2 separate regions of the Homo sapiens genome follow, and region 2 is linked to region 1. A link is an interaction called in ENCODE POLR2A ChIA-PET data of the cell type or tissue named here. Cell type or tissue: HepG2. All regions are shown on one strand. Each heading gives the region's core, and the rest is flanking DNA. Links, peaks and the distances in the headings are about the cores only. Region 1 holds the start of CBY3 (chibby family member 3). Region 2 holds the start of MGAT4B (alpha-1,3-mannosyl-glycoprotein 4-beta-N-acetylglucosaminyltransferase B).

Region 1 (14,277 bases), core at 10,278-14,277:
TTTTTCATACTGGTTTGTAAGGAATCATTATGTACTATGTGCTCATGCGATGGCTCTTGCCAGTAATGCCAGCAATTTGGGAGGCCGAGGCAGGCAGATCACTTGAGCCCAGGAGTTTGAGACCAGCCTGGGCAACATGGCAAAACCCTATCTGTACAGAAAATAAAAAATTAGTGGCATATGCCTGAGTGCCAGCTACTCAGGAGGCTGAGGTAGGTGGATAGATTCAGCCCAGGAGGTTGAGGCTGCAGTGAGCCATGATCATGCCACTGCACTCCACTAGCCTGGGCAACAGAGCAAGACCCTGTCTCTAAAAAATAAAATAATTAGACAGGGGCTCTTTGTTGCTCAGGGGCTGCTCCAAGTGATCATCCTCCATTGGCCTCTGAAAGTGCTGGGATTACAGATGTGAACCACTGCTCCCAGACCTTTAAGAGCTTTTAAACCGGGGGCTCTTTTTGGTTATAAGGAACACAGATGGCCAGGCATAGCGGCTCATGCCTGTAATCCCAGCACTTTGGGAGACCGAGATGGGCAGATCATTTGAGGTCAGGAGTTCAAGACCAGCCTGGCCAACATGGTGAAACCCTGTCTCTACTAAAAATACAAAAATTAGCCGGGCATGGTGGTGCGTACCTGTAGTCCCAGCTACTTGGGAGGCTGAGGCAGGAGAATCACTTGAACCCAGGAGGCGGAGGTTGCAGTGAGCCGAGATCGCACCACTGCACTCCAGCCTGGGCAACAGAGCGAGACTTTGTCTCAAAAAAAAAAATAGGCCGGGCACGGTGGCTCACGCCTGTTATCCCAGCACTTTGGGAGGCTGAGGTGGGTGGATCATGAGGTCAGGAGATCGAGACTGTCCTGGCTAACATGGTGAAATCCCGTCTCTACTAAAAAATACAAAAAAAATTAGCCGGGCGTGGTGGCGGGTGCCTGTAGTCCCAGCTACTCGGGAGGCTGAGGCAGGAGAATGGCGTGAACCCGGGAGGCAGAGCTTGCAGTGAGCTGAGTTCGTGCCACTGCACTCCAGCCTGGGCGACAGAGCGAGACTCCGTCTCAAAAAATAAATAAATTAATTAAATAAAATAAATAATAAAGAAGAGAGATATAGTGAAACTACCTCAAGGAAAGTATATAGGGATGTCAAAGAGCCCAAGGAGAGGAAGAGAGTACTGCCTCGCCTCATGCTATCCCGAGCTGGGATTGCAGTGTAGTGGCTCTTCCTGTCTTCCAGAGCCAAATGACATCTGCTTCATTCTCCCTTTCATGATCAGGCAATTTGACTCATTTTTTTTTCTTTTTTTTCTTTGCAGAGATGGGATCTCCCTGTGTTGCCCAAGCTGGTCTCAAACTCCTGGGCTTAAAGGGATCCTCCCACCCTGACCTCACAAAATGCTGGGATTACAGGCATGAAGCACTGTGCCCGGCCCACTCACTTTTTTACTCAGCTTGGTCTGCCTGAAAAAACAATACACTGGCTAACATTTCAAAATATTAACCAGCCACACAGTGTTGTTTAAATGTATATAGGCCAGGCATGATGGCTCACACCTGTAATCCCAGCACTTTGGGAGGCTGAGGTGGGTGGATCACTCGAGGCCAGGAGTTCGAGACCAGCCTGGCCAACGAGGCGAAACCCCATCTCTACCAAAAATACAAAAATTAGCTGGGCATGGTGGTAGGCCCTGTAATCCCAGCTACTCGGGAGGCTGAGGCAGGAGAATTGCTTGAACCTGGGAGGCAGAAGTTGCCATGAGCCAAGATCATGCTGCTGCACTCCAGCCTGGGCAACAGAGTGAGCACAGTCTCAAAAAAATGAAGTAAAAAAATAATATATCAATGTCTATAAACATAAACCCACTATAAATTTATAGCTCATATCAATATAAAACCATGTTTATAATTTTACCTATAATACAAACCAAAAAGTCAAATTAACATTTATGTTACTTATTATTTTTTTTTTTGAGAGAGTCTCACTCTGTCGCCCAGGCTGGAATGCAGTGGCATGATCACGGCTCACTGCAAGCTCTGCCTCCTGGATTCAAGTGACTATCATGTCTCAGCCTCCCAAGTAGCTGGGATTACAGGCGCATGCCACCGCGCCCGGCTAATTTTTGTATTTTTAGTAGAGACGGCTTCCACCATGTAAGTCAGGCTGGTCTCCAACTCCTGACCTCGTGATCCACCTGCCTGAGCCTCCCAAAGTGCTGGGATTACAGGCGTGAGCCACTGGGCCCAGCCTTTTTTCAGATTTTTTTTTTTTTTTTTTTTTTTGAGATGAAGTCTCACTCTTGTCCCCCAGGCTGGAGTGCAGTGGCGCGATCTTGGCTCACTGCAACCTCCGCCTCCCAGGTTCAAGTGATTCTCCTGCCTCAGCCTCCCAAGTAGCTGGGATTACAGGTGCGTACCACCACACCTGGCTAATTTTTGTATTTTAAGTACAGACGGGGTTTCACCATGTTGGCCAGGCTGGTCTTGAACTCCTGACCTCAGGTGATCCACCCGCCTCGGCCTCCCAAAGTGCTGGGATTACAGGCGTGAGCCACTGCGCCTGGCCAACTTCTTTTTTAAAACTATATTAGCACAGAGAACACCATGTTGTTTCAGGGAAGGGCAAATGTCACTAACAGACTATCACAGAAGCCAGACTGAAATTTCCATGGGGAAAAACAAGATTTAGCTTCCTTGGTTTGGGGAATATTCCTCTTGGTTGCCAGAAGAGACCCACTGACATTCACACCCAGTGTGATTCACAGCCAGTGTGGTAGAAATGCTGGTGATGTGGAAAACTCTGAAAAATCTTCAGATGCTCTTCTCCTTTCCTTTCTGCCATCAGAATAAACCTTATGTCCTTCAATTCAGACCTGTTGGGACCCGGTAGCACACCCTTCCCTTCCTCACGGGCTCCAAACCTCATCTTTTCAGTGACATTGAGATGGGGATCCTCAAAGGAACCAGGAGCCATTTTTTAAATTGTGAATCTTTAAATTCTGAAGTCTTCATTAAATGTCCTCAAAATCAAGGTCTTCTTGTGAAAGGAGTTAACATCCATTTTAAGTGGGAATTATCCATCATCTCTCCTAACATTTCCTGTTCAAATAATCAAATAAAGACTTCCAGGAGTAGGCAAGAACTTAAAAAAGAAGAAGAAGAAAAAAAGAGGCCGGGTGTGGTGGCTCACGCCTGTAATCCCAACACTTTGGGAGGCCGAGGCGGGCGGATCAGCTGAAGTCAGGAGTTTGAGACCAGCCTGGCCAACACGGTGAAACCCTGTCTCTATTAAAAATACCAAAAAATTAGCCAAGCATTGTGGCGGACGCCTATAATCCCAGCTACTCAGGAGGCTGAGACAGGAGAATCGCTTGAACCCAGGAAGCAGAAGTTGCAGTGAGCCAAGATTGCGCCATTACACTCCCACCTGGGCAACAAGAGCAAAACTCTGTCTCAAAAAAAAAAAAAAAAAAAAAAAAACTTGTTGGGTTTTGTAGCTTTCTCTTTTTGGTAGGCCATGAAATAAGGGAAGTTGTGTACCATTCCTAGTGGTCATCTATGATCGGTCTGACGTATGTTTTCGTTGGTTTTTTGTTATTGTTGTTCTTGCTGTCGTTTTTGAGACAGCTCTGTCACCCAGACTGGACTGCTGTGGCACGATCTCTGCTCACTGCAACCTCTGCCTCCTGGGTTTAAGCGATTCTCAGCTTCCCAATTAGCTGGGATTATAGGCGCACACCACCATGCCCAGCTAATTTTTTATTTTTATTTTTAGTAGGGAGGGGGTTTCACCATGTTGGCTGGGCTGGTCTTGAACTCCTGACCTCAAGTGATCCACCCGCCTTGGCCTCCCAAAGTGCTGAGATTACAGGCATGAGCCACCACACCCGGCCTCTTTCTGTTGTTTTTTTGAGATAGTGTCTCACTCTGTTGTCCAGGCTGGAGTGCAGTGGTACGATCATGGCTCACTGCACCATCAAACTCCTGGCCTCAAGTTATCCTTTTGCCTCAGCCCCTGGAGCACTCTGGCTAATTTTCGTATTTTTAGTAGGGGTTTCACCATGTTGGCCAGCCTAGTTTCGATCTCCTGAGGTCAAGAGATCCACCTGCCTCAGCCTCCCAAAGTGCTGGGATTACAGGCATGAGCCATCATGTCTGGCCAAATATCATGATTGCTAATGAAAATTGACCTTAGGCGGCCGGGCGCAGTGGCTCACGCCTGTTATCCCAGCACTTTGGGAGGCTGAGGCAGGTGGATCACAAGGTCAGGAGATCGAGACCATCCTGGCTAACACGGTGAGACCCCGTCTCTACTAAAAATACAAAAAATGAGCTGCGCGTGGTGGTGGGCACCTATATTCCCAGCTAGTTGGCAGGCTAAGGCAGAAGAATGGCGTGAACCCGGGAGGCAGAGCTTGCAGTGAACCGAGATTGTGCCACTGCGCTCCAGCCTGGGCGACAGAGTGAGACTCCGTCTCAAAAAAAAAAAAAAAAAAAATTGACCTTAGGCCAGGCACCGTCGCTCACGCTCGTAATCCCAGCACTTTGGGAGGCTAAGCCAGGCGGATCCTGAGGTCAAGAGATCAAGACCATCCTGGCCAACATGGTGAAACCCTGTCTCTAAAAATACAAAAATTAGCTGGGTGTGGTGGCGCTAACCTGTAGTCCCAGCTACTCGGGAGGCTGAGGGAAGAGAATCGCTTGAACCCAGGAGGTGGAGGTTGCAGTGAGCCGAGATCGTGCCACTGCACTCCAGCCTGGCAACAGAGCGACACTCCATCTTAAAAAAAAAAAAAAAGAATACTGACTTTATTTATTTATTTTTGAGAGGGAGTCTTGCACCATTGCCCAAGCTGGAGTGCAGTGGCACTATCTTGGCTCACTGCAACGTCCACCTCCTGGGTTTAAGTGACTCTTCTGCTTCAGCCTCCCAAGTAGCTGGGACCACAGGTGTGCGCCACCACACCCAGCTAATTTTTTGTATTTTTAGTAGAGACAGGGTTTCACCATGTTGGCCAGGCTCATCTCAAACTCCTGCCCTCAAGTGATCTGCCTGCCTCAGTCTCCCAAATTGCTGAGATTACAGGCATGAGCCACCGTGCGTGGCTGAAAATTGACTTTAATAACATAGACATACTGTGGAGGGAGAAAGAATGAATATGAATCACTGGCTTGGTTAAAATATTCCTGGGCTCTGATTCCATGTCCATCAGACAACCTTCTGGGGGTTGATTTAAGCTCTTGAGTGTCTTCATGACAAGAAGAGAAAGCTTTCAACAGTGAGCATGAGGGTTTATTTGTGAACACTGACAATCAAATTCTAAAATTTATATGGAAATACAAAGGACCTAGAAAGCCAAAGCAATCTTAAAGAATATTATTGGAAGATTTACATTACTAGGTATCAACAGTATTGGTGCAACGATAAACAGACCAAGCACAAGAACACAGAGCACAGGCCGGGCGCGGTGGCTCACGCCTGTCATCCCAGCACTTTGGGAGGCCGAGGCGGGTGGATCACGAGGCCAGGAGATCGAGACCATCCTGACTAACACGGTGAAACCCCGTCTCTACTGCAAATACAAAAAAATTAGCCGGGCGTGTTGGCGCATGCCTGTAGTCCCAGCTATTTGGGAGGCTGGGGCAGGAGAATGGCCTGAACCCGGGAGGTGGAGGTCGCAGTGAGCCAAAATCATGCCACTGCACTCCAGCCTGGGTGACAGAGCGGTAGCCGGGCATGGTGGCATGTCTCAAAAAACAAACAAACAAACAAAAAAACTGCAGGCCGGGTGCAGTGGCTCATGCCTGTATTCCCAGACCTTTGGGAGGCCAAGGCAGACGGATTACCTGAGGTCAGGAGTTCAAGACCAGCCTGACCAATATGGCAAAACCCTGTCTCTACTAAAAATACAAAATTAGCCAGGCATGGTGGCAGGCACCTGTAGTCCCAGCTACTCAGGAGGCTGAGGCAGGAGAATTGCTTGAACCCTGGAGCCGGAAGTTGCAGTGGGCCGAGACTGTGCATTGCACCCCAACCTGGGCAACAAGAGCAAAGCTCTGTCTCAAAGAAACAAACAAACAAAAACTGCAATTTGAGCAGGCATGGTAGCTCACGCCTGTAATCCCAGTACTTTGGGAGGCTGAGGCAGGCACAACGCTTGAGCCCAGGAGTTCAAGCCCAGGAGTTTTGCAACATGGCAAAAGCCCATCTCCACTAAAAAATACAAAAGTTAGCAGGGTGTAGTGGTGCCTCCCTGCAGTCCCAGCTACATGGGAGGATCACCGGAGCCTGGGGAGGTCAAGGCTGTGGTGAGCCATGATCACACCACCAATAGACTCCAGCCTGGGCAACAGTGAGACCGTGTCTCAAAATAACAACAAGAAAAACTGCAATCATTAAGACAAACAGTCCAATTTTTAAAATAGGCAAAAAGACTTGAACCACTAAAAAAAAAAAAAGATGGCCGGGCTTGGTGGCTCACACCTGTAATCCCAGCACTTTGGGAGGCCGAGGCAGGCAGATCACTTGAAGTCAGGAGTTCAAGACCAGCCTGGCCAACATGGTGAAACCTCATCTCTACTAAAAATACAGAAATTGGCTGGGTGTGGTGGCGCGTGCCTGTAATCCCAGCTACGCAGGAGGCTGAGGCAGGAGAATTGCTTGAACTCGGGAGGTGGAGGTTGCAGTGAGCCAAGATTGAGCCATTGCACTCCAGCCTGGTGACAGAGCGAGACTCCGTCTCAAAAAAAAAAAAAAGACTTGAACAACCACTTCATCAAAATAGATAACAAATACCCACATGGAAAGATGCTTAATAGCATTGGCTGTTAGAGAAATGCAAATTAAAACCTCAATTTATTAAGGATGAGGCTGGGCACGATGACTCACGCCTGTAATCCCAGCATTCTGGGAGGTCGAGGCAGACAGATAACCTGAGGTCAGGAGTTTGAGACTAGCCTGGCAAACATGGTGAAACCCTGTCTCTACTAAAAATACAAACATTAGGCAGGGCGTGGTGGCTCACACCTATAATTCCAACACTTTGGGAGGCCAGGGCAGGTGGATCACCTGAAGTCTGGAGTTTGAGACCAGCCTTGCCAACATGGTGAAACCCCACCTCTACTAAAAATACAAAAATTAGCTGGGCGTGGTGGCAGCTGCCTGTAATCCCAGCTACTTGGGAGGCTGAGGCAGGAGTATCTCTTGAACCCAGCAGGCAGAGGTTTCAGTGAGCCGAGATCACGCCACTGCACTCCAGCCTGGGCAACAAGAGCGAAACTCCATCTCAAAAAAAAAAAAAAAAAAAAAAAAAGCTGGGCGCGGTGGCTCACGCCTGTAATCCCAGCACTTTGGGAGGCCGAGGTGGGCAGATCACCTGAGGTCAGGAGTTCAAGACCAGCCTGACCAACATAGAGAAACACCGTCTCTACTAAAAATACAAAATTAGCCAGGCATGGTGGCACATGCTTGTAATCCCAGCTACACGGGAGGCTGAGGTGGAGGTTGCAGTGAGCCAAGATTGCACCACTGCACTTCAGCCTGGGCAACAAGAGTGAAACTCCATCTCAAAAAAAACACAAATAAACAAAAAAATTAGCCAGATGTGGTGGCGTGTGCCTGTAATCCCAAGTACTCAGGAGGCTGAGGCAGAAGAATCGCTTGAACCCAGGAGGCGGAGGTTGCAGTGACCCGAGGTTGCGCCACTGCGCTCCAGCCTGGGTGACAGGGCGAGACTCTGCCTCCAAAAATTAAATAAGTAAATAAATAGATAGATTTATTAAGGCCGGGCACAGTGGCTCAAGCCTGTAATCCCAGCACTTTGGGAGGTAGAGGCAGATGGATCACTTGAGGTCGGGAGTTCAAGACCGGCAGGGCCAACATGGTGAAAACCCTGTCTCTAGTAAAAAAAAAAAAAAAAAAAAAAAAAAAAAATACAAAATTAGCCAGGTGTGGTGGCACACGCCTGTAATCCCACTTAGGAGGCTGAGGCAGGAGAATTGCTTGAACCCAGGAGGTGAAGGTTGCAGTGAGCTGAGATCATGCTATTGCACTCCAGCCTGGGCAACAAAAGTGAAACTCCATCTCAAAAAATAAATAAATAAGTAAAATAAATTTATTAAGGATGAGCTTGCTGTTAAAAATTTAAAACAACAACAAAACAACAGCAAAAACCCCACAATTTAGACACGCTACCACTATGGCTAAAATTAAAAAGGCTTGGCCGGGCACGGTGGCTCAAGCCTGTAATCTCAGCACTTTGGGAGGCCGAGGTGGGTGGATCATGGGGTCAGGAGATCAAGACCATCCTGGCTAACACAGTGAAACCCCGTCTCTACTAAAAATACAAAAAAATTAGCCGGGCGTGGTGGCGGGCACCTGTAGTCCCAGCTACTCAGGAGGCTAAGGAAGGAGAATGGTGTGAACCCGGGAGGTGGAGCTTGCAGTGAGCTGAAAAAAAAAAAAAAAAAGGCTTACTAGCTGGGCCCTGTGGCTCCTGCCTGTAATCCTAGCACTTTGGGAGGCTCAGGTGGGAGGATCCCTTGAGCCCAGGAGTCTGAGACCAGCCTAGGCACCACGGTAAGACCCCGTCTCAAAAACGCCACCACCACCTTTAATTAAGCGAATTTTTTAAAAATGAAGGTTTACCAAACCAAGTGTTGGCCAGGATACAGAGAAACAGAAACTTTCACTCACTGTTAGTGGCTTAATAAAAAGGTAAACATGCACCTGCCATATGACACAGTCATTCTATTCCTAGGTGTTTACTTAAGAGAAATGAAAGCATATGTCCACACAAAGATGAGCAAAAATGTTCAGAGCAGTTTTATTTGCAATAGCCCCCAAACTGGAAACAACCCAAATGTGCATCAACAGCTGAATGGAAAAACAAATTGTGTGGTGTTTCCATACAATGAAATACTACTCAGCAATAAAAAGCAATGAACTGTTAATAAATGCAACAACATGGATAAATCTTAAAATAATTATGCGGCGAGAAGCCAATGCCAAAAAAAATCTATACTGAGGCTGGGCGCGGTGGCTCACACCTGTAATTCCAGCAGTTTGGGAGGCCGAGGCAGATGGATCACTTGAGGCCAGGAGTTTGAAACCAGCCTGGTGAATATGGTGAAACCCCATCTCTACTAAAAATACAAAAATTAGCTGGGTGTGGTGGCAGGCACCTGTAATCCCAGCTACTTGGGAGGCTGAGACAGGAGAATCACTTGAACCCAGGAGGCAGAGGTTGCAGTGAGCTAAGATCATACCACTGCACTCCAGTCTGGGCAACAAAGTGAGACTCCTCTCAAAAAAAGAAAAAAAGGTAATGGATACCTCCAGATGGATACATTATCTTGATTTTGGGAATGATTTCACATAACAAATTATCGAAATACTTCACATTATACATTATAAATATATGTAGTTGGCCGGGCGCGGTGGCTCACACCTGTAATCCCAGCACTTTGGGAGGCTGAGGTGGGCGGATCACAAGGTCAGGAGATCGAGACCATCCTGGCCAACACGGTGAAACCCCATCTCTACTAAAAAAAAAAATACAAAAAATTAGCCAGGCATGGTGGCGGGTGCCTGTAGTCCCAGCTACTTGAGAGGCTGAGGCAGGAGAATGGTGTGAACCTCGAAGTGGAGGTCGCAGTGAGCTGAGGTAGCGCCACTGCACTCCAGCCTGTGCGACAGAGCGAGACTCCGTCTCAAAAATAAATAAATAAATAAATGTAGTTGATTTTGTCACTTATACCTCAATAAAACTATTACAGAAGTTTCCTAGGAGGTGGCACCACCACCGGGCTCTGCCCCAGCTTGTGAGCTCCTGTGGATCTGGGTCTGTCCCTTGCAGTCAGGTGGGTGGGCTTAGTAGGTAGGACTGACGTCATTTCCTTCCACTGTCCGCACACGTGGCACGTGTCCTTCAAACATGCCCAGCCACTTCCCTCCTCTACCCCCAGGTCTTCAAGGGATTGGGGTCTCCTTATTGTTCAGGTTTTAGCAAGAATGTCAAGGGCCTTCACCGAGCACCACATCTAAATTACTTCCTACTCCTCACCCTGTCCCAAAATCACTTTCTGTATTTCCCTGGTTTGTTTTCTTCACTGTACGTATCAGAATTAGGGTTTTTTTTTTTTTTTTTTTGAGACAGAGTCTCGCTCTGTCACCCAGGCTGGAGTACAGTGGTGTGATCTCGGCTAACTGCAACCTCTGCCTCCTGGGTTCAAGCGATTCTCCTGCCTCAGCCTCCCAAGTAGCTAGGATTACAGGCATACACCACCATGCCCGGCTAATTTTGTATTTTGAGAAGAGATGGTGTTTCTCCATGTTGGTCACGCTGGTCTCAAACTCCCAACCTCAGGTGATTTGCCTGCCTCGGCCTCCCAAGGTGCTGGGATTACAGGCGTGAGCCACTGCACCCGGCCAATTTTTTGTATTTTTATTAGAGACAGGGTTTCACCATGTTAGCCAGGATGATCTCGATCTCCTGACCTCATGATCCGCCTGCCTCAGCCTCCCAAAGTGCTGGGATTACAGGCGTGAGCCACCGTGCCCGGCCTGGATATTCTTATTAATTTAATCATTCCTTTTTTTTTTTTTTGAGATGGAGTTTCGCTCTTGTTGCCCAGGTTGGAGTGCAGTGGCACAATCTTCGCTCATTGCAACCTCTGCCTCCCAGGTTCAAGCAATTCTCCTGCCTCAGACTCCTGAGTAGCTGAGATTACAGGCACCCGCCACCACACCCGGCTAATTTTTTCTATTTTTAGTAGACACGGAGTTTCACCATGTTGGTCAGGCAGTTCTCGAGCTTCTGACTTCAGGTGATCCACCCACCTTCCCCTCCCAAAGTGCTGGGATTTACAGGCATGAAACATCGCGCCTGGCCCTCTTTTTTTTTTTTTTTTTTTTAAACACAGGGTCTCTATCGCCCATGCTGGAGTGCAGTGGCACAATCACTGCTCACTGCAGCTTTCACCTCTTGGGCTCAGGTGATCCTCCCACCTCAGCCTCTTGAGTAGCTGGGACTACAGTCGCATGCCACCACGCCCAGCTAATTTGTTTTTGTAGAGATGGGGTCTTGCCATGTTGGCTAGTCTGCCCTTTCATTTTCATCATCTATCCTATTATCTTCCTCCCTCCTCAGCTGGCGCCCTACTGAGATCCCTATCACTGGTGGTGCACCCATCCCATAGGTGCTGTAGGAGCTGGCTGGTAACTCTCAGCTGCCCTGGCCAATAACTGACATGTAGAAGGAGGGTACAAAAGACGGGCTCCCTTGCTTTAAGGAGGCCTAACTGTGGTGCCATTTGTGCTCAGAGTTCCCCATGAGAGCAAGCGGAAGCTAGTCTCCACGTGAGACCACACTCTGGCTCAGCCTTAGCCTTTTTCTCGCCCTGTCTTGCTTCCCTCACCCCCTTCTCCTGAGAGCATTTCCCCAATAATTCACTTGAACAAGAATGCTCAGCTTAGGCTCTGCTTCTAGGGAACCTGACCCATGACACGCTCTGTTAGCTTCCTGAGAGACTATCTTGTTAGTTCCCCTAGAACAAATTCCTGTCTTGGACTCTGCTTATGATCACTCCCTTCATTCCCCTGCCAAGAATGACAGCTCAGTGAGGGAATATGTTCTTCACTTCCCTAGAACTGTTCCTAGAACACAGTAGGTGCTCAATGATGCACTGAATGCATGCAGGGGAGAGCCCAGAGTCTATCTGACAGCTCAGCGGTCAGCACCCCTTCTTGTCCTGGGGTGGCCTGGCCTGGAGGCATTGTGAGTCATAGCAGGTGGACAAGAGCTGAGTGGGTCAGAGATGGGACTAGCCCTGGGACAGCAGCTCAGCAACTCCACCCCATCTTCCAGGTGAGGCACAACATACAGTGAGGACTAACGGGGAAACATCCTCCGAGAAGATACAATCTCAAGGGTGGGCCTGGATGTGGGCTTCCAGAGACCATCTCCCTGAACCAGATCTTGGGGATGGTATGTACCATCCAGCCTCTGTCCACCTATATGTGAGGGATAAGTGTATTATGAATTAACGAAGGCATAACAGAGGGAACCCTGCTCTAGTTCTTTCTCTTCTCACTGCCCATGGGCAGAAGAGGAATTAGAAACAACACATAGCTCCCTTTTTCACATAATAGAATCAGCACTTACTGGGCAGGGGTGGGGGGTGCAGAGAGAAGTGAGCAAAATGGGACTTGTCTGTTATCTGGACTTTGGACTTCCTGAGGGCACAGTTTGTTTGGAATAAAAGTCATGTTTAGTGTGCACAATCCCTGATACTTTGAGCCCTATGCATAGGTCTAGCCCATGGCACACACCCCAGGATGTCAGTGAACACACTGGACTGTGGTCTATACACGCATCTGTCTTCCAAGCTGGATTAGGAGCACCTTGAGGGCAGGCAGAGGCTGTTTCAGGTCCCCTTCCCAAGACCAGAGTCTGGCACAGAGCAGATGCTAGTTCAAGTCTATCAAATGACTGAATGATGAGGGCAATAATGCTGTTGGCTATGCTAGATATCCTCCCAGATTGCTTTCAGAATCCAGATCTAACCCCGGCTTTCTAATCCTTCAGCAGTTCCCTCTTACCCACAAAAGGAAGTCTAAGCTTCCGAGCCTGCCTGTAGGGCACCTTCACATAGTGCACTGGTCCACCTTCCCAGCTTCCTCTTCTGCTCTTCCCAGCACCAATCCTATCCAAGCTCGTGTTCACATCTGAAATATGAAAGTCCTGCCCTGCCGGGTACAGTGGCTCACACCTGTAATCCCAGCACTTTGGCGCTGAGGCGGGCAGATCACCTGAGGTCCGGAGTTCGAGACCAGCCTGGCCAATAAGGTGAAACCCCATTTCTACTAAAAATACAAAAAAAAAAAAAAAAAAAAAAAAAAGGCCAGGCGCAGTGACTCATGCCTGTAATCCGGGCACTTTGGGAGGCCGAGTTGGGTGGATCACCTGAGGTCAGGAGTTCGAGACCAGCCTGGCCAACATGGTGAAACCCCGTCTTCACTAAAAATACAAAAATCAGGTGGGGGTGATGGCAGGCGCCTGTAATCTCAGCTACTCAAGAGGCTGAGGCAGGAGAACTGCTGGAACCCGGGAGGTGGAGGTTGCAGTGAGCCAAGATCGCGCAATTGCACTCCAGCTCGGGCAACGACAGCGAGACTCAGTCTCAAAAAAAAAGAAAAAGAAAGCCCTGCTCGGCTCTTCCCTCTGCCTAGAAGTTCTCCATTTTCCATCCTCAACCCACCTGGCAAAGTCCTACTCCTCCTTTAAGTACCTACTTACTTGTCTTGCTACCATTCCCTACCCCTCACCCTTCCAGCTGCAACTCAGAACAAGGCCCTCCTCCCGTCCTTCATCTGCATATGTATCCCAGGGCCTGATCCTCAGTGGTCTTTGGGGAAGATGGTTTAGGTGAGACTGCTGCCTGTGCAGCGTGGAACGACGGGCTCCTCGGTGGCCAGCAGCTGGTGAGACACAGCCGCAGCCGTAGCTGCAGGGCTAAGACATGTCCGCCGGCCTCGCGGTTTGAGAGGCGGCCTGTACCAAGCACGCTGCTCACCCGGACTCTTGTCTCCCAGCAGCGCCCCCTGGCTCGCCTTCATCATTCTGGACATCCGGGCTCCCGAGACAAGAGCGCAGCACGAGTCGCCAGCGCTCCCGAGGCTCCCCTTCGAGCACCTGCGTGCCCTACAAGGTCCACGCCCTGGCAACCTTCGAGTGCTCGGCTACGAGCCATGCCAGCCGCCTGTGGCAGACGCTGCAGCAGTTTTGGGCCGATCACATCTCGCGGCCCTTCTCGCCACGGCGGCCGCCACTGCGCCGCATGCCCTCCCTGTCCACCTTCTACCTGCTGGACCACAACACGCGCCAGGCCGAGCTGGGCCTCGCCTACGGCGCGCCGTGCATGCGCCTCAGCAACCAGGCCTTCGTGTTCCGCGGCGGGCGGTGGACCACTGAGAGCCAGCTGGCGAGGACGCGGTCGCCGCTGCTCTCGCGGACCGCCTGGGGCTGGAAGGCGCAGGTGCAGCGGTCCAAAAGCCAAGTGTTGCTGGAGGAGAACAACTACCTGAAGCTGCAGCAGGAACTGCTCATAGACATGCTGACTGAGACCATGGCGCGCATGCACTTGCTGGAGAAGCAGCGCAACCCCGAGGTGATCCCGACGGCTGCGGCGCGCGCCGGGCAGAGGAAGATGCGCAAGCGCGCAGGCGCCAGCGCGGGCGTGCTCATGATCCAGCCGTGCGCTCTGGACTCGCAGTGACGCAAT
Region 2 (14,628 bases), core at 1-4,000, 140 kb before region 1:
CTCCAGGTCTCCCGGCCCCCTCATTGCTGACCCCTCTCTTCATTGCCCCGGTGCACCAAGGACCCCAGGAAACCGGCCCTGGCACTCATACAGGCCTGGGCTCCAGCCTCTGCACCTGGGATCAGGGTACTGGCGGGGGTCCAGCCCCTCGCCCCTCCCAGGCTTGGGCCTGGCCATGACTCAGCAATATCCTCAGTTGGGGGTACCCAGTGCAGGGAGAGGGGGACACAGCCCCCATATCAGGAGGCTGCTAGGTCGCCCAGTGGGCACTGCTGGCCAGAACAAGCTGGCTCTCAGGTTGCTGTTCCGACCCTGCCATGGTCAGCCTGCCGCGGTGGCAGCCCTCTTACAGCGCATGGCATCCTCGGTGATGGGCAGCGCATAGCATACTCGGTGACGGACCCCGACTCTGGCCTGAGCACCAGAGAAGTTCCCAGTTTAGTAGGAGTGGAGTTGAGAGGTGCTGGAGGACCAGCTAAGGTCTCCTGAGTGTCAGTGGTCGCCAAGTGTTCACTGTGGTCCAAGTGACTCCTTATGGGCTCCTCAATTCAGCAGGTAATGCCCATGGCCCTGTGGGGGCTCAGGCCCGTTGGCCTTGTGGGCAGCCAAGGGGGTCAGCCAACAGCCTCCTCAGCTAGGAAGGAAGAAACACTGCTTTATGCCACCAGAGTAACCTGTCCGCCAGAACTGGGGCAAGGAGAGGGGCAGGACGAGTGGTCACCCTCTGGAGCCTCCCAGGCAAGGTCCTGTGAGTAGGAGGTCAGAACCTGCTGGGTCCAACTCATGCCATTTCAGCCCAGGGCTTGCAGGAGCTGGAGAAACCTCCCAGGGGAGGAAACCCAGAGGGAGGCAAGAGTGGCTGGATGGGGCCAGTCAGGTGCGAAGGTGATGTGTGGGTGTGCGCACAGCAGGGGCTGGTCCACAGGTGTGAATGATCCTTCCCGGAGGGCTCCGAAGTGGGCAAGGCTTCCACCCTGCCCAGAGCAGCCCTGTGGAGAGGGTTCAGGCCTCTCCCTGCATCCGGCGGTGGAGAGTGGAAAATGCCCCAGGGCCTGCTGGAGCCACTGCCTTGCAGACAGGGGCAGGGGACACAGAGGGGCGTGCTGGCAGAGGCTGTGGCCTACAGACAGGTGCTGGCCAAGCGTGACTCAGCAGCCCAGGCGCCTGAGAGCCACGTGGCCCCCGCCGAGGGCCGGCTTTCCTGCCCCAGCCCCCGGCTATGGCCCGGTCTGAGCAGGGTGAGGGACACAAGGAAGGCCTGTGGCTCTGGGAACATAGCTTTGAGGAAGCGCTCAAGGCGCCCCACTCACCCCCAAGAAGGAGCTCCTTTGCTTTCTCGCCATTTGGCCCGTTTGGGATCGCGGGAAGTTTCCGCGGGGGCTAGGGGCATGTGAAGAGACTGGGGGGGGGGCGGGGAGGGGAGAAGGAAGCACAGAAGAGGGAGTCTTTGGGAAGCTGGGGTGGACACCCGGCTCTGGCCCTTCCCCGCACGCCTTGCGGCCCCAGCGGCCGCCCTGCCCCCACGCGAGGCCGAGGCCTCCCGGAGGTAAACAAGGCGCGGCGGGAACCCCCTGGCAGGGCCCTCTCCTCCCGCCGCGGAGGTCAGGTGGTCTGGCCGGCAGTGAGTCAGCGTCCCATGACCGCTGTCGTAATAGGGGGATCCCCGGCCCCTGCTGCCACCCATCTCAGTGACCTCTTACCTGGAGGCTGGGCTGGGGAGTGGCTCCGGGGTCACCGTGAGTCCCCTGAGCAGGAAGAGCGTGCAGCGGCTGGAGCCAGACAGACACTCTCCCCCTTCTCGCCTCTGACTCCTTCCCCTTTCCCGATGCAGTCCCACCCCGCAGGCTCCCCGCGTCCACTGGCCCCTTCCCACCCTCCAGGGCCCGGCGTGCATGCCCAGGGAAGGCTCGGCACCTGAGCCGCGAGACCCACTATGGACCAGCCTCTCATTTCCTCATCTTTCAAATGGGGCTGAAGTGGAAGGATTTGGGCTGCCCTCCCAGGCGATGCCCCGTGGGTGTGCGAGTTGTTTAGCTGCTTTTGGGGCTGTAAGCTGGGGGGTCAGGGCAGGACAGAGACTGCAGGGGGGCTGAGGTGGAAGAGTGGGGAGGGCAGGAGAGGCCTGAGCCAAGCGCCCAGTGGTCCCAGGAGACCAGCCGGGGCAGCCACAGGGGTGGTCTGGTTCTGTCTGTTGCTGCCCAGCATGTTGTAACCACCTCCTCAGTTCCCCCTTCCCCCCTCCCAAATAATCCTATGCCTTGGCAGTGGTGTTCCCAGGTTCGCTTCTTTTCTTTGGGGCGTGGAGTCAAGTGTCCGCGTGGGTGCTGGGGCAGCCAGAGACAAGGCCACTGAGGGATTCAGGCCGCACTGCTCTGGGCCATCTTTAGGGAGATTGACAATCACAGGGGACACAGGGGATGAGTTCCTCTACAGAGGTCCTGGTCTGTGCGGGGGCCTCCAGGCCTTCTGCGCTGCAGCCACTCCCTTCCACTCACATGGGAGGGCCACAGCCCTCCCTTGCCATCTTCCTAATCATGCCAGCTCATTCTACCTGGTGACTTTTCCCTGGCTCTCCCTCTGGTCCAAAACCCTTTCCACTCCTGCCCTACATGGCAACTTCCCACCCTAAATGTCTCCTCCTCAGCGGGGCCTTCCTTGACCACTCCCTAGGAAAAATCCCCAGGCACTGGACATCACTTTTTTTTTTTTTTTTTTTTTTTTTTTTGAGACAGTCTCTCTCTGTCACCCAGGCTGAAGTGCAGTGGCACGATCTCAGCTCACTGCAACCTCTGCCTCCCAGGTTCAAGCAATTCTCCTGCTCCTGCCTCAGCCTCCCAAGTAGCTGGGACTACAGGTGCCTGCCACCAAGCCTTGCTAATTTTTGTATTTTTAGTAGAGATGGGTTTCACTATGTTGGCCAGGATGGTCTTGAACTCCTGACTTCAGGTGATCCGCCCACCTCGGCCTCCCAAAGTGCTGGGACTGCAGGCGTGAGCCACCCGCCCGGCCAGGCATCACCCCCTTTTAGCCCTTTCAGACAAGCCCAAAGCCCAGGCAAGAGGCACGGGGGCCATGGGAGGGGCACGCCCACAAGGGGTTTGCAAAGATCTTTCTAAAAGAAAAGGAGTTCAAGTCATGGACAGACATGGTTAGAGAATTCAGTGATGCCAAGTTGTCAGGCCTGAGAGCCCCAGGGACCCTCTCCTACTGGAAGGCCAGAGCTGCAGAAAGAGGTCCCCTGGGCTGGGCGAATTTCTCCAAATAAATTCAAACATGGCCTGCCTCGGGACGGGGGCGAGACCCTGGGCCCTCAGGGGCACTGAGGGGTCGTCCATGCCGGGGGACATGGCCACTTGGGGGCGGCCCTCGTCAACCGCGGAGTGGGGAAAAGGGGGGAGGGATGGAGGACGAACGCCCGGCGGTGTCTAAAGGCACGACGCGGAGCAGGAACCACAGCCCTGGTCCCCAGAAAGCGCGCGCGGCCCGGGGCAGAACCTGCCGAAGTTCCAGCTCGGGGCGCAAGGGATGTGGGGGTCACTGGAAGACGGGGCGCGGGCCGCCCGTGGGGAGGAGACTGGACCCGAACCCGGCCCACCCCACCCGAGCGGCGACGCCAGCGCTGACCCCAGGCGTGTCCCGGCCCCCGGCGCGGCTCCGGCCCAACCGTGCACGCCCGCGGAAGGCCTCGCACCCGCGTCAGAAGTGGCCTGCCCGGGGCCACCGGCCCGCAAGTCCCCGGTGTTCTCGAGGTCCCTGCCCCGTCCCGCGCGGCTGTAGCCGGCGGGAGGGGCTGAGAGGCGGGTCGCGCTGGGACCTAAGGCGCCGCCCCCTCGCCAGCCTCTCCCTCCCTCCGTCACCGGGTGGCCGGAGACCCGGGGGCACTGCTGGGGTACCCCAAAGCATAGGGCCAGCCTGAGTGCGCAAGGTCCTGAAAAGACGGGGGGGCGGCGACAAGGAGTAGGGAGGGGGGCTGGAGGAAGACGGCAAAGTGACCCCGGAAGGGTCCAGGCGCCCCAAGCCCATCGAAGACGGGAGGCTCTCAGTGGCGCCTGGGGGGACTGTGGGAAAAGCAGCTCAAGAAGGGGAATCTGGAGCGAGGTGGGGGAGAGGTCGGCATGGCCTTCTCTAGGAGCGCCAGCGCCAGACAGAGCGGTGACAGGCCGCACCGGGAGTACCCCGTCTATACTGAACGGGTCAGGAGTGTGGGATCCCGTGGAGGGGCTGCCCTTGCAGCAGGAGCGATGGCCCTCTCGCTCCCCTCCACCTGCTGCCATCGAAAACCTTCTGGAAGAGGCCAGGCGCGGTGGCTCACACCTGTAGTCCCAGCACTGGGAGGCCGAGGTGGGCGGATCACGAGGTCAGGAGTTCGAGACCAGCCTGGCCAACAGAGTGAAACCCCATCTGTACTAAAAATTAAAAAAATTAGTTGGGCGTGGCGGCAGGTGCCTGTAGTCCCAGCTAGTCGGGAGGCTGAGGCAAGAGAATTGCTTGAGCCTCGGAGGCGGAGGTTGCAGTGAGCTGACATGGCGCCACTGCACTCCAATCTTGGTGCCTCAACAAAACAAAACAAAACAAAGAAAACCTTCTGGAAGAATTATCCTCCTTTGAGGATCTAACCCTTCTTGCTCCCAATGCTTCCCAGCAGGGCCCGCACCCCAGGACGGGTACTTACCGCAGTCCCCCACCTCCAGCTCTGCACACTCGCAGCCCAGTGCCCGCTCTTCCCCCTCAGCCTCCCGACGAGACTCAGCTCTTCGACCTCCCTGCGAGTCCCTGTGCACCCACTTTGTTCTGTGCCTGTCCCTGCCCTGACTATGTGGGCTCAGGTAGTTTTGTGGGGTGTGTGGATGTTGCGTGGGAGTGTATGTGTGCCCCGTGTGTCCCATGTGTTATAACCCTGATGCTCTGGAGCAGAAGGCGTGGGGTCATCTGTGGATAAAGGCTGGTATTGAAGCAGGGTCCCCCACCTGTGTTAGGCCACCACATACTCTTGCGTAAAAGTAGGGTGAGGTAAACCCCATGGCCAAAGCTTGGCCAACCAGAGCACTGTAGCACCCTGGTCAGGGATGGACATGTGACCCACGCTGGCGGACGAAATGCACACTGGGGTCATCTGGAAGCAGGAGCCTTGGGGAGGGGGGAATCCTGAGCAGATCAAAGCTTGATCTCAGTATCTGACCCCTGGATCCAGGCTGGCCTAATGCTGGGTTATAAAACGGCTTAAGCCAGTTGATTGTGGTTTTCGTCAATTGTATCCAAGAGTAGTGACCCATGACGTATACCCCATGCCTGCTCCAGGTTTTCTTTTCTTTTTTTTTTTCGAGACAGAGTCTTGCTCTGTTGCCCAGGCTGGGGTACAGTGGCTTGATCTCTGCTCACTGCAACCTCCACCTCTCGGATTCAAGCAATTCTTGTGCCTCAGCCTCCCAAGTAGCTGGGATTACAGGCGCCCACCACCATATCTGGCTAATTTTTGTATTTTTAGTAGAGACGGGGTTTCACCATGTTGGCCAGGCTGGTCTTGAACTCTTGGCCTCAAGTGATCCACCCACCTCAGCCTCCCAAAGTACTGGGATTACAGGCGTGAGCCACCACACCCGACCTGCTCTAGGGTTCCTGATGGCAGTGATGGTCACAATACAGGCCAGAAACAGTCACAATACAAGCCAGAAACCTGGGAGTCAGCTATGACCATATGCTCCCCCTCAAGCCACCAGCAGTTCCTGTTGATTGTACTTTCTGGCAATAGCAACAGTAATAATACACACGTAGCACATCTTTTATGCTAGGAAACATTCTAAATATTTTAATTTTTAGAGACAAGGTCTCACTTTGGTCCCCAGTCTGGAGTGCCGTGGTATGATCATGGATCACGGCAACCATGATCTTCTTGGGCTCAAGCGATCCTCCCGCCTCGGCCTCCTAAAGTGCTGGGATTAGAGGCGTGAGCCACCTCACCCAGCTTGAATATTTTTCTGCATTTAACTCACCTGTTCCCTTGAGGTGAGACCATGTGATTAATTCTGGCCAAGGACCTGAGCCAGAAGAGCCATATATCACCTATACGCCAAGCATTTATTTATTTGCCAGTGCTAAAGCTTCTAGAGCTCTCTTTCTCTTTGCCAAGAAAGCCTTTGATTTCCACATGGTTATGCCTGTAGCCAGGGCAGGAACTACAATGAGCAGAGACCCCAGGGGACCCTTGAAGGGTATACAGCTTTGAGTATACTTTTATTAGATCAGAGAAATTTGGGGTTGTTAGAGCAGCATAATCCAGCCTATCCTGACTGATTATCCCCACAGGCATAGAAGGGACTAAGTTGCTGTTAACCGACGGAAGCAGAATTGTGAACCCAGAAGGGCCATTCCCTAGGACATCTTGACCTCAGTGATGTACATTCTCCAAAGACTGTCCTGAATCTATCTACTTCTCCTAACTCCATTCCCTACCCCTCTGACCCTCCATTCCAGACTTTCTCCTGGATGGTTATGTCAGGGAGGAAAAGCTTTTCCTCTGCCCTCTTAGATTCAGCATCTGGGGCCTGCAAATTAAACTGACAAAAGACAAATTAGCAAGAGAAACGGAGTTGTATAGCTTTCTGTTTTTTGTTTGAGATGGAGTCAGTATTGCACAGGCTGGTCAGGAACTCTTATGGTCAGAGGATCCTCCCACCTCTGCCTCTCAAGTACCTGGGACTACAGGCTCACGCCACCACCCCGATAGACATTTTTATTCGTGTACTAGGAGGTTAGAATTGAGAGCTCGTAAACCAACAAAAGGTTGGGGGAAAGGGCACTTGGGGAAAACAAAGGACTTCTAGGAAAGATAATATGCTAGTTTTGTGACAGTGTCTGTTTGCCTGTGGTGCCATGTCTGGGGATGAGTCCCTTGTGCTCCCAGGGAGGGGGCTTATCTCTGTTTCCTCTTATTCTCTCCAGCCCCTTTCCATGCCTGCCCAAAAGGTTATATTTTATTTTATTTTGAGAAAAGGTCTCACTCTGTGGCCCAGGCTGAAGTGCAGTGGCAATTAGAGCTCACTGTAACCCAGGAGTCAAGTGATCCTCCCGCCTCACCCCCTGAGCAGCTAGGACTACAGGTACATGCCAACATGCCTGGCTTTTATTATTGTTTTTTTTTTAATTTCTCACAGAGAGGAGGGTCTCGCTGTGTTAACCACGCTGGTCTGAAGCTCCTGGCTTTGTGTGGCAAATGCTCATTTTAAAATACAAATACAACCTCAGCCTCCACTCCTCTTCTTGTTTTAGACTTTATGCACAGCTTCAAAGGTCAAAACCCAAATTCAATTCCCAACACTGTGTACTAGGTCCTGCAAGCTGTGCTCTGCCCTGCCCAGGTCTGCCCCAGGGCCAGCTTTCCTGGTACTCATGAACCACCTCCCGCTACCCAGGCGGCCCCTACAGGCACGGTTAATTTTCCCATTACAAGTTGTCAGAGTCCCATGGACTCTGATAAGGTGGCTGTGGATGGGACTATAGTAAGACAGTGAGGAGGTCAATGTCAGTGCACATGTGTTTGTATCATTAGTGACATGTGTGTTTGGTACATGGTGAATATACAGAACATTTGCTATGAATGAAACACCCAGCTGCCAGGTGAGGTGAGGCTTTAGGGCAGGGCTTCCAAACTTTTACTGTGCCAGGGACACCCTTGGCATCTGCAGAAGATGAAGGACCCCTGGTTAGAAACATGCTTTTTTCTTTTTCTTTTCTTTTTTTTTTGGGGGGGGGGGGACCATGTTTTGAATGCATTACATTACCAAAAAAATTAATATTGAAATGCAAAAGTCAAAATATAAAAACACGGCCATTTGCTCTTTTCCTAGACTAGCTATGGCTGGGCCTGGTCAAGCTTTGGGAGGCTGAGGCTGTGGAGTTCCAACCCTCAACCTTGGAAGAGCTGTCTTGGAGGCAGGCAGGTCCAGAGCCCCACGTGCCATGGGACCTAAACCGAGAGCAAGCCTGGGCCTGGGCACTGGAGAACTTCCCTGTGCTGAGCCGCCACTCCTGCCAATGCCATCAGCTCTACGGGAGCACTGCTGCGAGCTGGCTGCTGCACTGCACCTCTACTGGGCACGGAGCCCTTCCCGGATATGAGAGGGGCCAAAAATGGCCTCGACACTTCCATGTCCAGAAGTCAATGGCTGAAACCATAGACGGGCTCCAGTCACCTCAAGAAGACGCAGATGCTACCGATGGTGAGGTCCAAAGCGGCCTGAAGCAGCCTGGAGATGCCAGCGCCTGCGGAGGTGGAAGTACACACGCCCAGGGCGCCTTCTGCAGTCCAGGCGGCCTCCGGAAGCTGCTGAAAACCTAGGATTCCATCAGGAAGGAACCGCTGAAAACCTAGGATTCCATCAGGAAGGAACCCGAAAAGGAGAGGAACCCCAGCCTTTCTGCAGGCCTGCAGTACGACCCGCTTCAACTGCTGCCCTGGAAGGAGCCCGAGGCACCCAGTGGGGGCCCTCATGCCGTGCCTGCGGACATTTGCACTGGAACTGTGCCCTGCATGCATAACAGCCTTGAGGTCTGTGCGGTGGAGATCATTCCTTAATCTGTTCTTTCTCTCCTGAGCGTCCTAAACATTTTTCATTTAGAAAAACTTTCTTCATGGAGGGGTGGGCGCGGTGGCTCACGCCTGTAATCCCAGCACTTTGGGAGGCCGAGGCGGGCGGATCATGAAGTCAGGAGATCGAGACCATCCTGGCTAACACGGTGAAACCCCGTCTCTACTAAAAATACAAAAAATCAGCCGGGCGTGGTGGCGGGCGCCTGTAGTCCCAGCTACTCAGGAGGCTGAGGCAGGAGAATGGTGTGAACCCGGGAGGTGGAGCTTGCAGTGAGCCGAGATGGCGCCACTGCACTCCAGCCTGGGCGACAGAGAACCGCCGTTCGCCCATCCGTCCAGAAGTAAGGAAAAGGCCACGGAGACCAAGGGGGTGGGGTCACGGTTTCCCCTCCCCTCCCCCTCAGAAGTCCGAAGATAAATAGGCTTAGAAAGAGAGGAAAAAAATTTCTTGGTTTGCATCTCACTCACCCTTTCTCAAGCCCCATGTTGCACGCCAAACTGTTGTAGGACTTTCTCCTTAGTTCAGCTAAAAGCCAGGTTCTTGTGCAGCGGCCATGAGAGATTAATCTCGCAGACACTTTGAAGAGTGAGAAAAATGGAATTTATTGGGCAAGAAGGAAAAAAAGGGAAACAGGGACTCTCAGCAAAGCGAGAGAGAGTCCCGCTAGCTGGTTTCTCGCCTCCCAGATAGAATCCCAAGTTCCACCCCGAACATGAGACCAAGCTCCTCCCCCCTGCATAGCTCCTCCCCCTGCATAGCTCCTCCCCCTGCATGCTCCTCCCCCTGCATAGCTCCTCCCCCTGCATAGCTCCTCCCCCTGCAAAGCTCCTCCCCCCTGCAGAGCTTCTGTGGCTCTACCCAGTTCTTCCAGTGCTTAGGCAGGTGTGGGAGTTTCTCCTGGACCTCTTTTTTTTTTTGAGACGGAGTCTCGCTCTGTCGCCCAGGCTGGAGTGCAGTGGTGCGATCTCGGCTCACTGAAAGCTCCGCCTCACAGGTTGAAGCTATTCTCCTGCCTCAGCCTCCCGAGTAGCTGGGACTACAGGTGCCCGCCACCACTCCCGGCTAATTTTTAGTAGAGACGGGGTTTCACCGTGTTAGCTAAGATGGTCTCGGTCTCCTGACCTCGTGATCCGCCCGTCTCGGCCTCCCAAAGCGGGACCCCTTTAGACTTGGCTGTCTCACTTGGATTACAGGCGTAGGCCACAGTGCCCAACTGAGTCACTTTTTTTTTTTCCTTAAAAAAATTGTTGGCCCGCAGACACATGAAAAAATGCTCAGCATCACTGGCCATCAGAGAAATGCAAATCAAAACCACATTGAGATAGCATCTCACACCAGTTAGAATGCCAATCATTAAAAACCCAGGAAACAACAGGTGCTGGAGAGGATGTGGAGAAATAGGAATGCTTTTACACTGTTGGTGGGACTGTAAACTAGTTCAACCATTGTGGAAGTCAGTGTAGCGATTCCTCAGGGATCTAGAACTAGAAATGCCATTTGACCCAGCAATCCCATTACTGGGTATATACCCAAAGGATTATAAATCATGCTGCTATAAAGACACATGCACACGTATGTTTATTGCGGCACTATTCACAATAGCAAAGACTTGGAACCAACCCAAATGTCCATCAATGATAGACTGGATTAAGAAAATGTGGCACATATACACCATGGAATACTATGCAGCCATAAAAAAGAATGAGTTCATGTCCTTTGTAGGGACACGGATGAAGCTGGAAACCATTCTGAGCAAACTATCACAAGGACAGAAAACCAAACACCGCATGTTCTCACTCATAGGTGGGAATTGAACAATGAGAACACTTGGACACAGGGTGGGGAACGTCACACACTGGGGCCTGTCGTGGGGTGGGGGAAGAGGGGAGGGATAGCATTAGGAGATATATCTAATGTAAATGATGAGTTAATGGGTGCAGCATACCAACCGGGCACATGTATACATATGTAACAAACCTGCAAATTGTGCACATGTACCCTAGAACTTAAAGTAAAATAAAAAATTAAAAAATAAAAATTTAAATTTAAATTAAAAAAAAATTGTTGGCCCGGTGCGTTGGCTCACGCCTGTAATCCCAGCACTCTGAGGGGCCAAAGTGAGCAGATCACCTGAGGTCAGGAGTTGGAGACCAGCCTGGACAACATGGTGAAACCCCATCTCTACTAAAAATACAAAAATTAGGCTGGGCGCCGCCGGTGGCTCACACCTGTAATCCCAGCACTTTGGGAGGCTGAGGCAGGTGGATCACCTGAGGTCAGGAGTTCGAAACCAGCCTGACCAACATGGTGAAACCCCATCTCTACTAAAAATATAAAAATTAGCCGGGTGTGGTAGCACACGCCTGTAATCTCAGCTACTCAGGTGGCTGAGGCAGGAGAATCGCTTGAACCCGGGAAGCGGAGGTTGCAGTGAGCCCAGATCACTCAACTGCACTCCAGCCTGGGCCAGGGAGCAAGACTCCGTTTCAAAAAAAAAAAAAAAAAAAAAAAAGGGCCAGGCGCAGTGGCTCATGCCTGTAATCCCAGCACTTTGGGAGGCTGAAGCAGGTGGATCACGAGGTCAGGAGTTTGAGACCAGCCTGACCAACATGGTGACACCCTATCTCTACTAAAAATACAAAAAAATTAGCCGGGCTTGGTGCCGTGCACCTGTAATCCCAGCTACTCAGGAGGATGAGGCAGCAGAATTGCTTGTATCCAGGAGGTGGAAGTTGCAGTAAGCCGAGATTCTGCCATCGCACTCCAGCCTGGGCGACATAGCGAGACTCTGTCTCAAAAAAAAAAAAAAAAAAAAAAAAAAAAATTAGCCAGGCGTGGTGGCGGGCGCCTATAATCCCAGCTACTCGGGAGGCTGAGGCAGGAGAATCGCTTGAACCTGGGAGGCTGAGGTTGCAGTGAGCCGAGATGGTGCCACTGCACTCCAACCTGGGCGACAGACCGAGACTCCGTCTTAAAAAAAAAAAAAAAAAAAAAGGCCGGGGTGGTGACTCACGCCTGTAATCCCAGCATTTTGGGAGGCCGAGGCAGGTAGATCACGAGGTCAGGAGATCGAGACCATCCTGGCTAACACGGTGAAACCCCGTCTCTAATAAAAATACAAAAAATCAGCCGAGCGTGGTGGTGGGTGCCTGTAGTCCCAGCTACTCGGGAGGCTGAGGCAGGAGAATGGGGTGAAGGTGGGAGGCGGAGCTTGCAGTGAGCCCAGATAGTGCCACTGCACTCCAGCCTGGGCGACAGAGCAAGACTCCGTCTCAAAAAAAAAAATAAGATAAACTAAAAATAAATAAATAAATAAATAAAATTACAAAAAAATCCAAAAAAATTTGTTTTAAAATTTTTAATGAGATGAGGTGTCACTATGTTGCCCAGGCTGGTCTTGAACTGATGAGCTCAAATGATCCTCCTGCCTTAGCCTCTCAGAGTGCTGGGATTACAGGCATGAGCCACCACACCCGGCTAATTTTTTGTATTTTTTAGTAGAGACGGGGTTTCACCGTGTTAGCCAGGATGGTCTCGATCTCCTGACCTCGTGATTCGCCTGCCTCGGCCTCACAAAGTGCTGGGATTACAGGCATGAGCCACCGCGCCCGGCCTCTGGGTGACTAAGTTTTAACATTAAGTAACTCATTAACAATTTCTAAGGCCCTTTATGTCACAACCTAAGTGAAAAGCCATTATCCTTTGCCACAAATAGAAGACACCTGTGAAAACACGACAGTTTCCTCTAGAAGGCTCCTATAAGTCCCAGTCTCTAGTTCGGAAAGTTCCAGGAGCACTGAGTGGGGAGCCCTCTCCTTTAACAGGGGGCCTCAGGATCCAGCCCACTTCAACCTCTGGCTCGGCCACCCCCTTCTTGGCATCAATCTCTCTGTCCAGACCCCTCGAAGCTCCCGATTCCACTCAGCCCCAGGTGTGGGCCGGGGCTGAACTAGGAAGACAAAGCCGCATTCAATCTCAGTCTGAGTCCAGCCCCTCGGGCCTCCCCCGGGCGGGTGGGGCAGAGGTCCCTGCAGCCTCCACCAGGAACCGGGCCCCTAGGTCTGGGAGGTCCAAGCCGGCAGCGGGCCAGGCGCTGCCCAAAGCCTGCCCAGAGGCGGCGCTGGGCCAGTCCCTTTATAATTTGCGCCCTTCCTGGTTCCACAGAGGATTGAGGAACGCCTGAAATTAGAACGCAAATGGGCCGTGCGTGGTGGCTCACGCCTGTAATCCCAGCACTTTGTGAGGCCGAGGCGGGCGGATCACAAGGTCAGGAGTTCGAGACCAGCCTGGCCAATACGGTGAAACCTCGTGTCTACTAAAAATACAAAAATTAGCCAGGTGTGGTGGCGGCCGCCTGTAGTCCCAGCTACTCGGGAGGCTGGGGCAGGGGAATCGCTTGAACCCGGGAGGCGGAGGGTGCAGTGAGCCGAGATTGCGCCACTGCACTGCAGCCTGGGCAACAGAGCGAGACTCCGTCTCAAAAACAAACAAACAAAAAACAACAAAAAACAACAACAACAAAAAAACAATGAAGGCGTGGGCCCCCATCAATATCGGGCTGGGCTGGGCGGGGCGAGGTGGCCCCTACACCACCGGGGGCAGGGCCCGTTGCTCCCGTTAGCGGCGCTCTCGGGCCGCCCCTGCCCCGGGAAGCCGGTACGGTTCTGGGCTGGTCACTGCTCTGCATCCACGAGCATCGGCCCTGATACCGCCTAGAAAGGCCCATCGTTCCCGCCTCCCGGGCCCCTGCGCGCCTCCGTCCAGAGGCCCAGAGGAAGCTCCTGAGCGGGGAAGCGCCCTGGGCGGCAGCGAAGGCAGCGGTCGCTCCCGGCTTCAACCGCCCAGTCCCCCGCGCCACCCAGAGCCCCTCACGCCCGGGAAAGAGCCCCGAGAACGTGCGAATGGGGTCGGGGTCCGCGCGCGGAGGAGATGTTGCTGAGAAGGGTACCGGGGTCCCGGAGCGCCGCCCCCGCCGCCCGCCCCCCGCCCCGGCTGCGGTCGACCTGCACTCCCACTCCAGCCTTACCTGAGGCCGACTCGCACGAGCCCACGCGGGGCTGCGGGAGCCGATCGGGATCCCGGCCGCCGGCCCCCACCCCACCCCCTCGCGGCGCCGGCGACGGCGGTGCTGCGGCCCCTTTAAATCCGGGCCGCCCCGCCCTGCGCCGTCGACTCCGCGGCGGCCCCAGATCCAGGCCCCAGATCCAGGCCGGGCCGCGGCTCTCGCCGCCCAGCCCAGCCCAGCCCGGCCCGGCCCGGCCCTGCCGCGGAGGCGAGGCCGCCAGTGTCCCGCGCCCCTGATATCTGCAGTGAGCCTGATACCTGCCTCTGCCCTTCTGAGCCTGTTCCTCTTCCCTGAGTACAGGGCACAAAGCTTGCGCCCTGAGGGGCGGCCGGCGCGCTCCCTGGCCCGGTCCCCGCCCGGCCCCGGGCCCCCCGCCCCTCCCCGACCCGGGGCCGGGGCCCCTGCCGCCGCCGCCGCCGCCTTCCGACCCCTGCGCCCCGGCCCCGGTCCCCCGGGCCATGCAGCCTCGGCCCCGCGGGCGCCCGCCGCGCACCCGAGGAGATGAGGCTCCGCAATGGCACCTTCCTGACGCTGCTGCTCTTCTGCCTGTGCGCCTTCCTCTCGCTGTCCTGGTACGCGGCACTCAGCGGCCAGAAAGGTGAGCGCGACCCCCGCCCGGCCCGCACCTGGCGCACCTGGGCGTCGGCGGCGGGAGCGGGCCCGGCGGTGGCCGCGGAAGGCGGCCGGAAGCCGACGCAGGCGCCCCTTCCCCGCCCGGGCGGCGCGAGGACGCCCCTCCCACCCTCCCCCACTTGTTTGCTGCTGGAGCCGCGGCGTTCTCCTCGGGCCCGGGCCGCGCCCGTGGGTGCTCCGGACCGGACTCCGCGGGCGCAGCTGTCCCGACGCTGAGCTGGGGACCCGTGGGGTTCTCGGAGAGGGGCAGAGACCCAAGGTCACAGAGGTCCCGGAACGCCAGCCACAGCCACCTGGGCAGGAGCTGGGGCGGCGTGAGGGACACAGGCGCGAGGGCACCCC

What was found. ChIA-PET counts read pairs that join two places held together with the same protein. Peaks named below come from ENCODE experiments on the same cell type or tissue, not always from the same donor. Only the 100,000 strongest peaks of a DNase experiment are listed, where the experiment ranks them.
Region 2: POLR2A ChIA-PET joins it to region 1 with 15 read pairs; 12 of 35 experiments call an interaction of 5 or more read pairs at or near these places.

Annotation. Positions count from the first base shown.
Region 1 is chr5:179,678,577-179,692,853 of GRCh38, reverse strand. CBY3 (chibby family member 3) reads left to right here and starts at 11,820. Exons shown (of 2, transcript NM_001164444.2): 1 at 11,820-11,981; 2 at 13,589-14,277. The coding sequence starts at 11,936. The coding sequence ends at 14,271. It also overlaps a transcript of CANX not described here. RefSeq lists enhancers at 13,856-14,115, 14,003-14,277. In HepG2, for the core only: a CTCF peak has its summit at 14,162; DNase peaks (open chromatin) are centred at 11,773, 12,243 and 14,263; H3K4me3 peaks cover 597 bases.
Region 2 is chr5:179,806,110-179,820,737 of GRCh38, reverse strand. It overlaps MGAT4B (alpha-1,3-mannosyl-glycoprotein 4-beta-N-acetylglucosaminyltransferase B), which reads left to right and starts at 13,872. Exons shown (of 15, transcript NM_014275.5): 1 at 13,872-14,251. The coding sequence starts at 14,155. It also overlaps a transcript of SQSTM1 not described here. RefSeq lists silencers at 1-28, 1,329-1,508, 3,427-3,496, 3,607-4,056, 13,128-13,297 and 4 more and enhancers at 1-331, 939-1,098, 1,499-1,798, 852-2,051, 1,754-2,463 and 2 more. In HepG2, for the core only: no CTCF peak of the experiment used is centred there; DNase peaks (open chromatin) are centred at 1,127 and 1,657; H3K4me3 peaks cover 1,659 bases.